2 separate regions of the Homo sapiens genome follow, and region 1 is linked to region 2. Evidence: chromatin loops called from intact Hi-C (ENCODE). Cell type or tissue: mammary epithelial cell. All regions are shown on one strand. Each heading gives the region's core, and the rest is flanking DNA. Links, peaks and the distances in the headings are about the cores only.

Region 1 (8,317 bases), core at 144-8,143, 430 kb before region 2:
CTCCCAGGGGGCCAGGCTGGAGTTCTTTGTATGGATTCCTGATCCTGCAGCCCCTTCTCAGATCCTCCCACAAGTGCATTTGCTTGGACCCAAGTCCGCCAGGCTGGAATGCGAGCCTCTTGGCTGAGGTCAGAATATGAGGGCGGCAGGCAGCATGGAGTTTGTTTAATTGATTTGCGCTTAACTGGCTGCCTTCCCGGATGGGCCCTGGAGGAGGGGGCAAGGTGGATTCTGGAGCTTGCTTTGGGCACTTTGCTGACTGGCGCACCTCCCCGGGTCCAAGGATGCTGGGATTCTGCTAAGGCTCAGTGCAGAGCCCAGCCCTCTGGAGGGATCCTAGGCTAGGGAGAGAAAGAGCTAGACTCAGGCACTCCCAGCCTTAAGCACCAAGGGCTGGGCAAGAAGGCATGACACAGCAGTGAGAGCACCTTATGGGGAGTCCAACAGACCTGTGTTCAAATCCCCGCTTGATCACTTATCCACTATAACCTTAGCTGAGCCACTTCAGCTTGTATGCCTCAGTTTCCCCATCTGTATAAATGAAGGAAGACACAGCATCTAACTCATGGGGCTGTTGCAAAGAGTGAACACATGACAGCAGGGGCTGGCAAGCTTTTTCTGTAAGGGGCCAGAAAGTCAAAAGTTTTGGCCAGAAAGTCAACTCTGCCAGTCGTGTAAAAGCAGTCATAGATGATAGCTGAGCAAATGAGCATGGTTGCATGCCAGTAAAACTTTATTTGTTGATGCTGACATTGGAATTTCATATTTTCATGTGTCCCAAAAGACAAGTTTTTATTTTATTTTATTTTATGTTTACTATTTTCTTTTTTTTAGAGACGGGGTCTCGCTCTGTCACCCAGGCTGGAGCGCAGTGGTGCCATCATAGCTCACTGTAGCCTCGAACTCCTGGGCTCAAGGGATCCTCTCCCCTCAGCTTCCTGAGTAGCTGGGACCACAGGCTCACACCACTACACCCAGGTAATTTTTAAATTTTTGGTGGAAATGGGGTTTTGCTATGTTGCTCAGGCTGGTGTCTAACTCCTGGCCTCAAGCAATCCTCCCGCCTCACCTCCCTAAACACTGACATGACTACAGGCATGAGCCACTGTGTTCAGCACCACAATATTATTTTATTTTTTCAACTATTAAAAAAGTTGTCCGGGCGCAGTGGCTCACGCCTGTAATCCCAGCACTTCGGGAGGCCGAGGTGGATGGATCACGAGGTCAGGAGATCGAGACCATCCTGGCTGACGCAGTGAAACCCCGTCTCTACTAAAAATACAAAAAATTAGTCGGGCATGGTGGCAGGTGCCTGTGGTCCCAGCTACTCAGGAGGCTGAGTCAGGAGAGTGGTGTGAACCCAGGAGGCGGAGCTGGCAGCGAGCTGAGATTGCACCACTGCACTCCAGCCTGGGTGACACAGTGAGACTCCGTCTCAAAAAAAAAAATTAAAAACAGGTGTTGGACTGTATTTGTCCCTGGCTGACTTCTGAAGTACAGCATTTACAAGAGCACTTAGCACATAGAAAGTGATCAACAAATACTGCTGCTATTATTATTATTCTTGTTTTTGATCCCGAGTCACAAAGGAGGCCTCAGAGCCAGGATGTGAGATCTAATGAGGACCTCAAACATCCATTTTACGAATGAGGCTGCTCCGCTTCTTAGCCCTGTGGCCTGGAGAAAGTGGTTTCACCTCTCTGAGCCTCAGTCTTCCCATCTGTACAATGGGTACAACATCACCTCCCTAAGAGGCAAAGTAATGACCCATTCCTCCACCCTCTTGTATTATCACTCTGCTCTCCTGGTGTGAACATACATCTCTGCTTCATGCTTCTGGGCCTTTGTTCTTGCTGGTCTCTCCAGCAAGAACCCACTCCCCCTTCTCACCCATTGGCTCTGTCTCAAACTTGGGGATCAGCACAGAAAGTGCCTCCTCCAGGATACCTTTCCCAACCCCACATTGGATCAGGAACCTTTTCCAACCTCCCTTATCACAGCAAATGTCAGACTAGGCTGGGAGTATCTGTGCTAGACATAGAAAAATCCAGGGCTGGTACTTTTCTGGGTACAAGGCTGGGCAAAAGTGGGGCACCACAGATATAGATGGAATTTAATGTCTTTCTTTTTCCCTTCCTCCCAATTCCCAATCTCTCTTACTCTCAGCTCCTCCTTCCCCCCTCCTTTTCTTCCTTCCCTGTCTCCCAGAAACCCCTTGGGGCCCAGAGCCATTGAAAACTCTTGCTCTCTTTATCTCCTGTGGCAGACAGATCCTAAAGTGGCTCCCATGATTCCTGCCTTCTGGTGTTCACATCCTGTGCATAATTCCCTACTCTTGAGTGTGGGCATGACCTGTGACTTGTTTCTCATCAACAGTATATAGCACAGGTGACAGAATGTTGCTTCCATGATTATATTACCTTACATAAGACTCTATCTGGCTAGCAATCTCACTACTCTTTTTCTCTCTTACTGGCACATGGTCACATTGTGAACAGCCCAGGGTGGGGACCACATTGCAAGGAACTGTGGGCAGCCTCTTGAAGCTGAGAGCAGAATTCAGCCAATGGCAAGAAGCCAGGCACCTCAATCCTGCAGCCACAAGGAAATGAATCCTGCTAGCAACCCGAGAAGGCTTAGAAATGGATCCTTCCCCAGTCGAGCCTCTGATGAGACCATAGTCCTGGTTGACACCAAAACTGTAACCTTGTAAGAAACCCTAATGCAGGGGCCCCAGCTAAGCCATGCTCAGATTCCCAATCCATGGGAACTGTGAGATAATAAATGTGTTGCTTGAAGCTGCTAGGTTTGTGGGTACTTTGTTACACAGCAATAGCTAATGGATACACCTCCATTTAAACATTTCCTTCAAGGCTCTTCTACAGCACAGGTGCAATCCAAGGAGTCCCAGATCTCCCACCCGATCTCCCTGGGCACCACCTTCATGAGGCCCATGGCCATGGGGTGAGGTGTGGCTGCCTTGGGTCTCTTGTAAGCAGGGCTGTGCAGCAACAGCCAGAAAGGGGTGGCTAAGGACATGGTGGCTCTTGTCCCCAAGCCTGTTGGATCCAGACCACCTGCCCTTGGGCAGAAGAAAGCAGCAGGACCATGGGACCTCATCCTAGGCAGGGGCTTTTCCATGGTCGCCCTGGCTCTTGGGATGTGTCTGCCCTGGACAATTGGTTCTAGTGTGGGACACTTATAACTGTCATTGACTCATGAGATGCCTGCCATTCGTTGGCCCAGACAGAGAATTCAATCACACTGAAGAAAGAAAAAAATTCATTCTCTTCTATTCTCTTTCCATTCTGCAGAGCCACTCTGTCCAATATGGCAGTCACTAGCCATGGGTGGCTGTTTACATTAAATTAATTAAAATCAAACAAAATTTGATAGAAAGCAGAGTCTCAAAGAGATACTTGTACACTCACATTCATAGCAGCATGATTCACGATAGGCAAAAGCCAAAAACAACACAAGTGTTTCATCAGACGAATGGATGAGCAAAATGTGATCTATGCATAAAATGGAATATTACTCAGCCTTAAAAAGGAAGGAAATTCTGATACAGGCGATGACATTGATGAACCTTGAGGACATCACACTCAGTGAGAGAAGCCAGACACAAAAGAACAAATCTTGTGTGACTCCACTCCTAGGAGATCCCTAGAGTCATCAGATTCACAGAGACAGAACGTAGGATGGGGAGTGCCAGGGGCTGGGGAGGGGGGTGGGGAGTGAGTGTTTCATGGAGATGGAGTTTCAATTTGGGAAGATGAGAAAGTTTTGGAAATAGTGATGGAGTTTCTCCATGTTGGCCAGGCTGGTCTCGAACTCTTGACCTCAGGTGATCTACCCGCCTCGGCCTCCCAAAGTGCTGGGATTATGGGCGTGAACCTCTGCGCCCAGCCTTGATTTTCCTTTTAAAGTGCCAGGGGGTCTCTGGTTTACAGATCCCAGCCAATACCTGGACCTGGGAGAATTTAGTAACTGGGTTTTGTTTTCCCTGTGAATCCCACAACTGTTCTCTGAACAGCAGCCAGAGGGCGCCCGTGAGCACCTAAGTCAGATCTCGTCTCTCCTCTGCCCACAGCCCTCAATGGCTCCCACCTCCCTCAGGGTCAAAGCCCAAGTCCTCCCCGAGGCCTACCAGGCCCTGCACGACCTGCCCCAGCCCCTCCCTGCCCTCTCCTCCTCCTTGTCTCCCCCTCACTCACTCTGCTCCAGCCACATGGGCCTCCTCGTTGTTCCTCCAACACCCCAGGTGAGGTCCTGCCTCAGGGCCTTTGCACAGGCTGTGCCCTCTGCTGGCAAGCTGTTCCTTCCAAAAGCCATGTGGCAGCCTCCCTAGCCTCCTTTGTGTCTTTGCTTCAGTGTCTCCTCAGTGAAACCCTCATCTGCATCCTAACTGAAAGCTTCAAGCCCTACTCAGAATTGACAGCCCCCTCCACTTCTACCCTTCAGACAAGAGAGCCTGGGACTCCCTCAACAGTGCTCTGAAGCTAAGAGCCTAGGATATCCCGGCCTGCCCACGACCTTGTCCTCAGCCTGGCCTTTCCCCAGCTCGCTCTGCCCCTCCCTGCAGCAGTTCAGAAATTCGTCTGGCGCACAGATGCCAGGTGGGAAAATTAATTGGGCCTTCCTGGGGCTGCTCTCTCTGCTCCCCCGTCAATAACAGCCGTAAAGCGGGATTTATGCGGCCGCGCTGGCTCCTGATGGAAACTGGGAGGAGGGGCAAAACATTCTAGAAAAGTCAATCCCTCGCCCAGGGAGCCGCCGGTGGCTGGGGCTCTGGGACCAGAGCCATCTCCCTGCTGCCCTTCCCTGGGTTGGGTGGGCGGGGAGGGAGGACATCGTCCCGGCTCTCCCTGTCTCTGGTTGGGAATCACATATCTAATTATATCTCACATGTGGGCCGGGCACGGTGGCTCACGCCTGTAATCCCAGCACTTTGGGAGGCCGAGGCAGGCGGATCACTTGAGGCCAGGAGTTCAAGACCAGCTTGGGCAACATGGTGAAACCACGTCTCTACTAAAAATACAAAATGTTAGCCAGGCGTGGTGGCAGGTGCCTGTAATCCCAGCTACTGGGGAGGCTGAGGCAGGAGAATCGCTTGAACCTGGGAGGCAGAAGTTGCAGTAAGTTGAGATTGTGCCACTGCCCTCCAGCCTGGGTGACAGAGCAAGACTGTCTCAAAAATAATAATAATAATAATATTATATCCCACATGTATAAGCACCTGTTGTAGGCTAGGCTCCGTCCCATGTGTTTTTGGAACATCAACATATTTAAAATTGGGAGGCAGGAATTTTTATGTCCCTTTTACCAACAGGGAAACAGTGACACAGAGAGGTCAAGCAACTTGCTGAAGGTTGCACAGCGAGAAAGCAGCAGAGCTGGGATTCGAACCCCGGGCTGTTAGGCTCACATTTGACATTCTCGACCACTTAAGCACGGCCCACTGCAGCTTTTATATGTCTGGTATCTACATTGCAACCCCTCAAGGCTCCCAGAGTTGAGATGGTTGGGCTGAGTGTACCAGGAGGTGAGGGGTGCAGTTTGGATTTGAATCTCCATGGTGGTGGATGTTCTCTCTCATGTCTAAGACCGTTGTTACTGAAGGCCTCCTCTTTTCCTACTCTGGGTAAGAAAGGAGGGGACATCTGGGTGTCGCCAGCTTCCAAACTTTATTCTTATTTCTTTTCTTCTGAGCCAGTTGCTGTGGTTGCCACAGTTGTCCCTGGCTTAGGGGTTTGTGGGGACTAGCATGTGAAAGGATGATACAGGCAGTTGGGAAAGCCACAGTCACATCTTGATTTAACTGAGGGCTGCTGGCTACAGAGGATTTAACTGAGGGCTTCAGGAGCTATTGCATGAAGCCTGCTTGAAACTCTTACATCTGCTGATCCCTCTGGTGTCCGTTGCTTTTCCTTTCCTCTCCCTCCTCAGTAGAGGCTCTTCGAGGCACCCCTGGGGAGGTCATGTAGGATCTGAATTCAAATCCCAACTGTGCTGTGTGACCTTGGGGAAGCGTCTTCCCCTCTCTGGGCTCAGCATTCTTATCGGAAACCCGGGGCTAATAGCAGTAGGGTTGTGCAGGCACATGGAGCAGGCATAGATAGGAGAAAGTCCAGCGCTGACTGAACACGCGGTGGGCTTTTAACTATTTTTCTTACTGTTTTTATGTCGCCTTCTGACTGCAGAGAGAGCGAGAGAGAGCGGGGCGGGGAGGCTGCCATCTCTCCCCGGAGCCATTCCCGCAATTCCCGGACCCAATCCAGCGGCCTCCCTCTTCCACAGGCGCCGCAGGGACGGGTTTGATGGACATGTTTTTTGCACGGAAAAAAGCTGGAGGAATTGTATTTTGCCAAAAGTGTCAGCCGGAGAGAAAATATTTCCCGCATCTCTGGCGAGTGTTGACGGGCAGCAGCCAGCGCGCTGCTGGGGGGGTGGGCGGCAGGGGGCTGCACACATCCGGGGGCCGCCGCCCCCACCTCTGTCCCAGCTGCCTCATCAGCCTCCGAGACGCCCCCCTGCAAGCCTGTCCACACCCCGCCCCTCCCCTCCAGCCCCCTGCCTAGCTTTTCCCCTCCGACATCCTCTCTCAGACACCCCAGCCTCTCTCTCTTTCTTTCTCTCCTCCGTAAGTATGGAATGAGTAAATGATATTGGAGCTGTGATTTGCAAAATGAGGCGTTTGCCTGGACAAGGGGGTGAGCAGGAGGCACCATCAGTGCCAAGGCCCTGGGGCAGGACAGACCCTGGCGTGTTGGAGGAACAGCGAGGGGGCTCGTGTGGCTGCAGCAGAGTGAGGAGGGGGAGAGGAGGGGGTGAGGAGGAGGAGAGGGCAGGGAGGGGACAGGGCAAAGTAGGGAAGGGACAGGGCAAGGTGTGCAGGGCTTTACGGGCTGTGGGGAGGACTTCGGGTTTTATTCAAGTGGTACTAGGGATCCCTGGGAGGGATTTGAGTAGGAGAGGGACGTGATCTACTTTATGAATAAACAGATCCCACTGTCTGTGTTGGGGGAATGGGTTGGAGGGGGGCAGAGTGGTGGCCTGGAGGTGGAGGAAGAGAGCCCTGTACCCTCCCTTGGCTCAGGGCACTGGCGAAGGGCCAGGGGACTCAGAACCAACTCTGTCTGCGCCTCGTGTCAGCAGAATCGCTTGAAATTCAAAATAAAGCAGACCATTCCAAAGAAAGCAGGCCAGGTGCAGTGGCTCATGCCTGTAATGCCAGCACTTTGGGAGGCCAAGGTGGGTGGATCTCTTGAGGTCAGGAGTTTGAAACCAGCCTGGTCAACATGGCAAAAACATGTCTCTACTAAAAAAAAAAAAAAAAAAAAAAAATTAGCCAGGTGTGGTGGCGTGCGCTTGTAGTCCCAGCTACTTGGGGGAGCTGAGGCAGGAGAATGGCTTGAACCTGGGAGGTGGAGGTTGCATTGAGCTGAAATCACGCCATTGCACTCCAGCCTGGGCTACAGAATGAGACTCCGTCTCAAAAAAAAAAAAAAAAAAAGAAAGAAAAGAAAGAAAAAGAAAAAGAAAAAGAAAAAAAGAAAAGATTAAAAATAAACCAGACTGGGCCTCTGTAAGTTAGGGTTTTAGAGCAACAGAGAGATGCGTCCAGCAGCCTTCACTTCAGCGTTGACAGACAAATAACCAGAAATGACCAGAAACCCGTCACTGGGGGGCAGGTGACCTCTATCATCCCTGAAAAGGAAGGCTATGCAGCCGTGATGAAGGGTGAGGTCTGGTGTGGTAGCGGACGAGGACTCACATCCTGGACACGTGGGTGGGGGCCGGAGGACAGAGCAGAATGACACCGGAGAACATTCCAGAAGCATCCACACCAGAACGTCAAGGGGGGTCACCCCAGGGAACAGGATTGTGGCAGGGGGTTTATTTTGCTTCATTTTATTCTTTTAAAAAATGTATTTTTAGAGATGGAGGTCTTGCTATGTTGTCCAGGCTGGTCTTGAACTCCTGGCCTCAAATGATCCTCTCCCCTCAGCCTCCCAAAGTGCTGGGATTACAGGTGTGAGCCACCGCACCCGGCCGCCTCTCCTTTTTTTTTTTGAGACAGAGTCTCGCTCTGTCGCCCAGGCTGGAGTGCAGTGGTGCAATCTTGGTTCACTGCAAGCTCCTCCTCCCGGGTTCACACCATTCTCCTGCCTCAGCCTCCCGAGTAGCTGGGACTACAGGCGCCCGCCATAACATCCGGGTAATTTTTTGTATTTTTAGTAGAGATGGGGTTGCACCGTGTTAGCTAGGATGGTCTCGATCTCCTGACCTAGCGATCTGCCCGCCTCGGCCTCCC
Region 2 (8,317 bases), core at 33-8,032:
TCTCAGTCTGACCTCCCAGGGCACCGCAGCGGCTCTGAGCTGCCAATGCAGCCCTGTCCCTAGGCACCCTCGCCAGGGTTGGGCCTCGGGTGGCAAGGAGAGGAGGGAGCAACTATCTCGCTCCTGCATCTTGTTCTGGTGACAGAGTGCAGTGTGGGGAAGCTGAGTTATTAAAACCAATCTGTGAAGCTGTCAGGCTCCAGGCAATTTCCATTTCAACCCAGTGCTCAGCTCAGGCTACGCCACCCCTGTCGGGACACCAATCTCCGCCAGAGCTGTCTCTGCGGCCACCCAACCTCTGGTGGCCCAGCCAGAGCAAAGCGGCTGGGAGGAATGCCCCAGGTCACTGAGGGGGGCCATGCCTTACGGTCAGTAGACTGGGACCCTAGGTCCCCACTGCTGGTGGGACCCCCCGGGTCCCGGGCTCAGAAGCTGGAAGTCCCAGTGGTTGGCTCGCCAGCAGCAGCAGTACAAACCCACACCAGGGTCCCCGGGCGCCAGCGCGCTACCCCATGGGCCTTCAGGCTGCTGCCTGGGACGGGCTCGCCAGCTCCATCACCCACCAGACTCCTGGGTCCCACTCCAAGGGACAGGGCAGAGGCCATTGTGGGGCCCGACAGTGCCACCTGCAGCCAGACTGAGGGAGCCCAGGAGGGAGGGAGGTGTCTGCCCCCAGGCAGGAGCTGCCAGCAGGAGATGGAGCTGGGAGGCGGGTGGGCCAGGGAGGTCCTGAGGGGCAGTTAGGCGGGCAGCAGAGGGGTAAGGGAGCAGGCCCGCAGCCTCCACCCCAAGAACAGCCTGGCTTGGCCTGGGTGGGCGACAGACTCATCCACCCCAGGCTCTGCCTTCCACCCACCTGCGGCCACAGGGCAGGAAGCCCGGGCTGGTCCCCTGCAGCCCTGGAACCCACCCTCCCCACCCCCACCCTCCCCACCCCCACCCCCAGTGTCTGGAGCACGGTTCCTCGGTGCACACATGCGCCCATGCACACACACACATGCACGCACACCTCCAGGGACACCCATGAAGCAAAAGACGGCTATGCCTGCTAGGACTCAAGTTTCCCTGGCAGCAAGAAGAAAAGATGCTGTGAAATTCCCATGAGGGAAAACGCCAGAGAGAAAACTCAAGGTGTAGCTGAATCAAAAGGGAAAATTCTCGGCTTGCAGCTCCTTAAAGGTCAAGGGAGGCTGGTGGAGTCTTCTGATAATCCCCTCTCCCCTGGCCTCCCCAGCAGCCCTCCCCGCAGCACTCAGGAGGGTCTGGCTCATAGCAGCCCAGGATGGCCAAGAGCAACTGGGGGCTCCGTGCCCTTCACGGGAGCACAAGCTCCGAGACCCCCACCTCCCACACCTGCACCGGAGACTGAGTGTGTCCAAGGTAAACAGAGGCAGGAGAGGGTGGGCGGAGCGATCCCCTGAGGAAACAGCCAGAGATGAGACCATGGGGGACCCCCATCCTGCCTGGGGCAATGGGGGATTTCCAGACTGCCGCGGGTCATGGGCAGGTCAAGGTCGCAGTCCGGGCAAGCGCTCCTTCGCCCCGCTGCTCTTGGGGGCTTCACCTGGGTGCAGGATGACCCCCCTTCTGACAAGCGGAGCTGCAGAGACCCTGGGGGACACCCCCTTCCCTAAGCCTGAGCAGAGGCCTCTGTGGCTGCCACGCACCTGCGCTGGCCCCGCGGCACTCCTCAGGAGGGCCTTCCTCTCGCCGCCTTGGAGCCAGTGCAAGCAGCTGACCATGTCCCATCAGCTCACGACGTCCTCGGGAGTCCCTGCAGCCCCAGGAACATGCTGATCCCCCATCTGGCTTCCCTGCTGCAGTGAGAGCCAAAGCTTCTGCTCTTGGCGGTGGCCCACAGTCCCCTAAACACCCCAACACTGCCCTGCAGGGTGTCTGATGGGTTGGGGGCAAAAGGGGACCCGAAGCCTCGGCCAGGTCCCAGCCCGGCACATGGGTGCACAGGACTGAACAGTGGGCACTTTCCCAGGCAGCGTGGGCCAGGGCCCTCGAGGGGGGATGGCCACTCCACTCTCTTCTTTGGGGTGCACAGCACAATCCGAATGACCCAGAAGTGCCCTGGGACCAGCAACTCTCTCAGGGCTGGCCGAGACCCAACATCCTCCCACCCCGGCCTGGAACTCTCTTCTAGGGGCATGTGGCATGTGATGCTGCTGGCGACACTGCGCTCAGCCTCGTGGCGACGCCTGTGTTTCGTGCCTGGCCCGGGCGGCTCAGGAGGGTGGGCCCTGCAGGGGCTGCCACAGGTGCAGGTTGGGGAGGGGATGCCTGGAGGGGAACAGCCGCAGGACCGGCCTTGGAGGGTCAGCTCGGCTAAACCACCCCCACCCCAGGTTCCAGGAGGGTCTTTTTATTTATTTATTTTTTATTTATTTTGAGACGGAGTCTCACTCTGTCGCCCAGGCTGGAGTGCAGGGGTGTGATCTCCGCTCACTGCAAGCTCCGCCTCCTGGGTTCACACCATTCTCCTGCCTCAGCCTCCCGAGTAGCTGGGATTATAGGCACCTGCCACCACACCCGGCTCATTTTTTGTATTTTTAGTAGAGACGGGGTTTCACCGTGTTAGCCAAGATGGTCTCGATTTCCTGACCTCATGATCCAACCGCCTCAGCCTCCCAAAGTGCTGGGATTACAGGCGCAAACCACCGCGCCTGGCCCCAGGAGAGTCTTGATCTATGGCAAGGAGTGTGGCCTGGGACAGTGGCTTCTATGGGGCACAGCCTTCAGGACACCGACCCCAGGCCACCACCCCACCCAGGAAGACCCTGGAATACAGGGTCAAGTGGAAAGCTCGGACCCTCCCCACACCCACCTGCACTCCGGCCCCCCCGGCCTGGGTGACAGAAGGGGCTGCGGGAAGTTGGCGGGGGGAAGTTGCAGGTGCTGGCTCTGGTTTCAATCCGCATTGCCAAAGAGATTTTGAGGCGCTCAGTCTCTTCAGATATTCTTAGCCCCGCTGCCTGAGAGCACCACAGAAGCCAGCCTTTTGAAGCATGTTTCTGCCTGTTATTGACACCAGGCTGTTCACGTCACTTTGACACACAAATCAAGCTACCAAAGTAGCAACAGACCCAGAAAGCTTTAATAAAATGCTGTAAACCTGAGTACATTGACACTTTCTTTAAAATCCCACTGGAATACTCTGAAATGGTTGCAATTAAGCGGCTGCAGATGCAAGCGGAACAGTGTAATGAGGGAGACAGACGGGGCGCAGCCTTGGTGATCTCTTGGCTGGGAGCCCTACCTACCCCAAGGGCCCGAGGAAGGGAGAGGGGGGAAGCATCTCCCAGGGGCCTGAGTAGCTTCCTGAACCCCAGCCCAGGGACCAGAGGCCAGACACTCTTTCCAGTTACCTTGTCCCCACCCCCCTGCAAGTTGGGAGGGCAGCCTGGAGGGGTAGTCAGCTCCCACAGCACACAGTGAGGATCCAAGAGGCTCCGGCAAGTCACCAAGCCTCTCTGTGCCAGGCCCCTGCTGGGAGCTGGGACACGGGGTGACCAGGGCCCCTACCATCTGCTGGGGAGGACTGATAGCCCGTAGTAGACGTTGGCTAATGCTGGGGTCACCTGGTCTATGCCTGTCGCAGGCATGGGGTGTCGTGGGAACATCTGGGGCCCCGCCTCAGCCCTGGTGAGAGAGCAGGGAAGGGGCCCTGCGTGCTAAGCAGGCTGAGCTGACTGTGGGGGCGAGTGGGGAGCTCTGGGGGGTTGAGGGCATGCCCTGCAGCTAGAGCCTACACTGTGGCTCCTCTCAGGCCCCTCATGCCAGGCCCCACCCCTGCCATCCCCACCCCTTCCTGGGCAAAAACCAAGACCAAGGTCAGGGCGCTTCCGGAATTCCCTTCCCGAAAGAACTGTTGCCTACTCAACGCTGCCCCGCCCCAGCTGTCTCCCCTGAGCCATCTCCCACGACGGGTCATGGGGAAGGGTAGACATGGGAGTGGCAGCTGGACGCCTGCGGCACCAGGCGAAGCAGAGGAGGGGTGCAGTGAGGGGCATTCGGGGAGAGGTGCGGGATGCCCTCAGAGGCTGCGTCCTGGATGAACCAGCTCAGGAGAGGCCCTCGGCTCCTGGCGCATCCCTGTCAGTCCCTCCGACGGCCTGTGGCCGGGCCCCACTGCCGCCTCCAGGGAGCCACTGTCGCCTCCTCCCGCAGAGGCCCCTCTGACCTAGCAGCAGGCACCCCCGGCCCTGGCATCTGACCCATAGCAGCCCCAGCCCCAGGGTCTCCCCCAGCCCAGGCTCCCACGACAGCCAGCAACCCCCGGGGCCCCTCACAGGAGACCGAGCTGCTGGCACTGCAGTCCTTGGCACTGAAGTCCTCACGTCTGACTCACTGGCTGGTCCCCCACCTCCCATGTCCCTGACCCCCCTGCTTCTGTCTGGCTGGGCCTCCTTGCCGGCTGCTCGCCACTTCCCGCCCCACAGGGGCTCTCTGCACAGGGCAGACGGTCCCTATGGAGGCACAAACCCGGTCACACCATGGGCGTCCCGCTGCCCACGCACCCCTGGGAGGCCACGCTTTGCCCCAAGTCACACGGGGTCCTCTACAGGGCCTTTCCCTTGGGCTCCATCTGCGCTTCGGACGCAGGTGAGGATGCGCACAGCTCGCCCCTTCCTGCTCATTGTGCTTTTTTTTAACGAAGAGGTACAGCATTCTCCCCCGCCCCCCCCTCTCCCCGCTTACAACTCCAACCCAGGGAAGGGCCAGGCAAGGCGGAGCTCCCACGCCCTCCAGGCAAAGGCTCCGTCCTCCTCCAGCGCGAGGACGGCCTGGGAAGATTCCAGGCATGAGCGCGGCCCCGGGAAGGGCGGGAGCGCCACCTAGCGGCCCTTGGAGGACAGTGCAGGGCAGCCCCGCGGAGCACCCAGCAGGTTCCGCAGTCACAAGCAGAGCCCGGTGACACAGGGGCACACACACGCATGCATACTCACACTCACTCACGTGCGCACTCACATGCGCGCGCACACGTGCACATTCACACACACCCCCACACGGCCTCGCTGCGACGTGCACAGGGAGCCAGGAGAAGGTCCTGGAACTCAGCCCGCCACAGCAGCGCCCACGCTGCACCCGGCACCTCCCGGGCAGGGGCAGGTCCACCACACTGCACACAGGCCTGCAGCGCCACGCCCTGCCCTCCTAACTGTAGGGCCTGGCCCAGACGTGCCAGGGCGGAGACTGCGAGGGAGCGGCTGCAGGGTCATCCTGGCCAGGCCCCTCTGGGCAGCATGGACAGTGTCCCTTCACCAGGAACGTCTCCACTTGGCTGTGAGGCAGCACAGCCTGGGCAGCTCAGGAGGCTCAAGACCACGCTCCTGGCCATGGGGACACCTGGGGCCGCTCACAGCTCAATGGGGGGCACTCCGGGGTACAAAGCGCAAGCTCTAGGGGCCTGGGAGCTTCGGCTCTGGGGGTGCACATCCCCCACCCCAAAGCTGGTGGGTGACCCCAGGCGGTCCGGAAGATCTCCAGCCGTCATAGGCCGACCTTTGCGGCCTCACCTGGTGGGGCCCCTGCCACGGCGCCCAGCCGTGTACCCGGGATTGACTCCCTCCCGAGGGGCTCTCGGTCCGGCCGGCGGCAGGGCCAGTGCAGACACTCACCAGGACTTAGGCTCCCCAAAGTGCAGGTAGTTGATGCTGTACAGGTCCATGTCCTCGGTGTGCCAGGCGAAGGTGGTCTTCCACATGCCGAAGTACAGGTAGGGCGTGTTCACGCCCTCGATGATGGTGCCGCACTCGCGCTCCACCATGTCCAGGATGGTCCGGAGGCTCCCGATGTTCCACTGGGCCACGTCCTGTGGGGCGGCAGAGCAGCGTCGGCAACCGCCCGGCCACCCCCAGAACCTGCGAGCCCTGGGGTGCAGGCTAATTCTCCCCAGAGTCCCAGGGGTCGCTGCCCATCCTCCTCCACCCCAGTATCTGCGGCCCCCCCAGGGGCCGGTCATACCCTGCAGACCAGGGGCTGGTCTTAACCTGTGTGAGATTCTTGCCCAGGCTGGAGTGCAGTGGCAGAATCATAGCTCACTGCAGCCTCAACCTCCCAGGCTCAGGTAATCCTCCAGCCTCAGTCTCCTGAGTACCTGGGACTATAGGCTATAGGCGTGAGAAACCACACCTGGCTAATTTTTACTTTTTTCTGTGTAGAGATGAAGTCTCACTCTGTTGCCCAGGCTGGTCTCGAACTCCTGGGCTCAATGGTCCCTCCCACTTTGGCCCCTCCAAGCGCTGGGGCTGCAGGCATGAGCCGCCATACCCAGCCCAGACACCTTTTCTGAAGGGCTCACCGCCAGCTTGGCCCTTCCAGGAAGGGCCCCATCGCACATGCCAGCGTGCACCAGGCAGGCAGGGCCTGTCAGATTCCACTGAGCTGCGTGCTTCCTGCTGGGTGGAGGCCTTGTTGTGAAGCCTGCAGTTTGGGAGTGCATAATTAACACGCCTCTAAGTCAATGACACGGAAGGAGAAAAACAGTCACCACTTGGGGCTAACCCAGCGATGGTACCGGAGCCAAGGCCCAGTGACAGCCCTTCCACAGCTTCTGACCGAGGAGACGAAGACAGTTTTCAGAACTAGGCAAACAAGGACGGAATCCCCACCCACCAGGCACATCTATTCTTAATGCCACAAGCAAACAAACCCCGTCCTGTCCCAAGAGCTCATAAAATACACATTAGTCACTGCAGTCCCCGGAGAGGCTCATGGCCTGCTGAGAGGCCGAGAGGAGCCCAGACACACATGAACGTGAGCTGCTCTCACAGCCTGAATCCACCCCCCACCAGCTGTTCCTGCACCTGCACGACCGGCCCTCAGACTTGGCAAGACCAGCGGTTCCTTTGCAAGGTGAGCCCTGGCAGGAGCCCAGAAGAGGTGAGGAGGGAGGCAGTGATGAGACCCAGATGGGGCAGAGGGAGGCCCCAGGCACAGGCTGAGCTGGGCGCAAATTCATCCTGGGACCACAGCAAGTCGCTTCTCTGCTGTGGGCTGTTTCCCCCGCTGTAAAAGTAGGCTAGTGCATAGGCTAGGCATGGCAAACACATGGCAAGGAAGCCCTGAAGCTTCCCCTGGCACCTGTGGCAGGTCGGCCTGGGCTGGCACAGCCTGCGTGCGGCTGCAGAGTCCCTCCCGGGTCATCACTACAGGCCAAGTGCAGGCAGTGCAGGCCAGCCAACCCAGAGGCTCTCATGCACTGGAGTCTGAGGCTGAACTTTCACTTGAAAACAATCAGGCAGGATCCGTAAGAGAAAGACAAGCCCCAGTCAGAAAGAAAATACTTGCAAGTCACAACTGATAACCAAAATACACAGCAAACTCTCAAATTTAACCAGAAGAAAACAAACAGCATGGTTAAAAAACAGAAAAAGATGGCCAGGCGCGGTAGCTCACGCCTGTAATCCCAGCACTTTGGGAGGCCAAGGCAGGTGGATCACCTGAGGTCAGGAGCTTGAGACCAGCCTGGCCAACATGACAACACCTCGTCTCTACTAAAAATACAAAAATTAGGCTGGACATGGTGGCTCATGCCTGTAAATCCCGGCACTTTGGGAGGCCAAGGCGGGCAGATCACGAAGTCAAGAGATTGAGACCATCCTGGCCAACATGGTGAAACCCCATCGCTACTAAAAATTCAAAAATTAGCTGGGCGTGGTGGTGGGCACCGTAGTTCCAGCCTGGTGACAGAGCAAGACTCCATCTCAAAAAAAAAAAAAGAAAGAAAATTAGCTGGGTGTGGTGGTGGGCGCCTGTAATGTAATCCCAGCTACTTGGGAAGCTGAGGCACAGAAATGATTGAACCCAGGAAGTGGAGGTTGCAGTGAGCCTAGATCACGCCACTGCACTCCAACCTGGGCAACAGAGCGAGACTCCATCTCAAACAACAACAACAACAACAACAAACTGGGCAAAAGACATGAAGAGAGCTCACCAAGGAAACACACAGATGGCAAACAGGCATGCAAAGGGGCCCCGCCGCGAAGGCAGCCATCGGGGGAATGCAGATTGAAATGGCAATGAGACAGCGCAACACGCCTCCCAGGGTGGCCAGGATGCACAACACCGACAACTCCAGATGGGGGCGGGGAAGCGGGGCCCTGGGAACGTTCATTCGCTGCTGCTAGGAGCACACAGTGGGACAGGTGGGCGGGAGGACAGTTTGGTGGCGTCTTAAAAAACTAAACGTCCTCTCACCACGTGGTCCAGCAACTGTACTCCTTGGTATTTACCCAAAGGAGATGAAAACTTCTGCCCACATTGACCAAACTTGGAAGGGTCCTTTAATAGGTGAATGAGCAGGCAC

The links. Hi-C counts contacts between places; a loop is a spot of excess contacts. Peaks named below come from ENCODE experiments on the same cell type or tissue, not always from the same donor. Only the 100,000 strongest peaks of a DNase experiment are listed, where the experiment ranks them.
Region 1: it touches region 2 in a loop (8-fold over the local background); 9 of 110 quality-filtered maps call a loop at or near these places.

What each region holds. Positions count from the first base shown.
Region 1 is chr19:5,476,459-5,484,775 of GRCh38, reverse strand. LOC124904622 (a long non-coding RNA gene) reads left to right here. Exons shown (of 2, transcript XR_007067106.1): 2 at 2,499-2,798. Among named protein-coding and RNA genes, the nearest start is that of ZNRF4, 25 kb to the right of the region's middle. RefSeq lists a silencer at 7,513-7,730. In mammary epithelial cell, for the core only: a CTCF peak has its summit at 4,057; no DNase peak of the experiment used is centred there; H3K27me3 peaks cover 1,347 bases.
Region 2 is chr19:5,044,980-5,053,296 of GRCh38, reverse strand. KDM4B (lysine demethylase 4B) reads right to left here. Exons shown (of 23, transcript NM_015015.3): 6 at 5,628-5,821. Among named protein-coding and RNA genes, the nearest start is that of KDM4B, 80 kb to the right of the region's middle. RefSeq lists enhancers at 794-1,293, 3,784-4,386, 5,880-6,683. In mammary epithelial cell, for the core only: a CTCF peak has its summit at 4,851 (motif pointing left); a DNase peak (open chromatin) is centred at 4,886; H3K4me3 peaks cover 201 bases.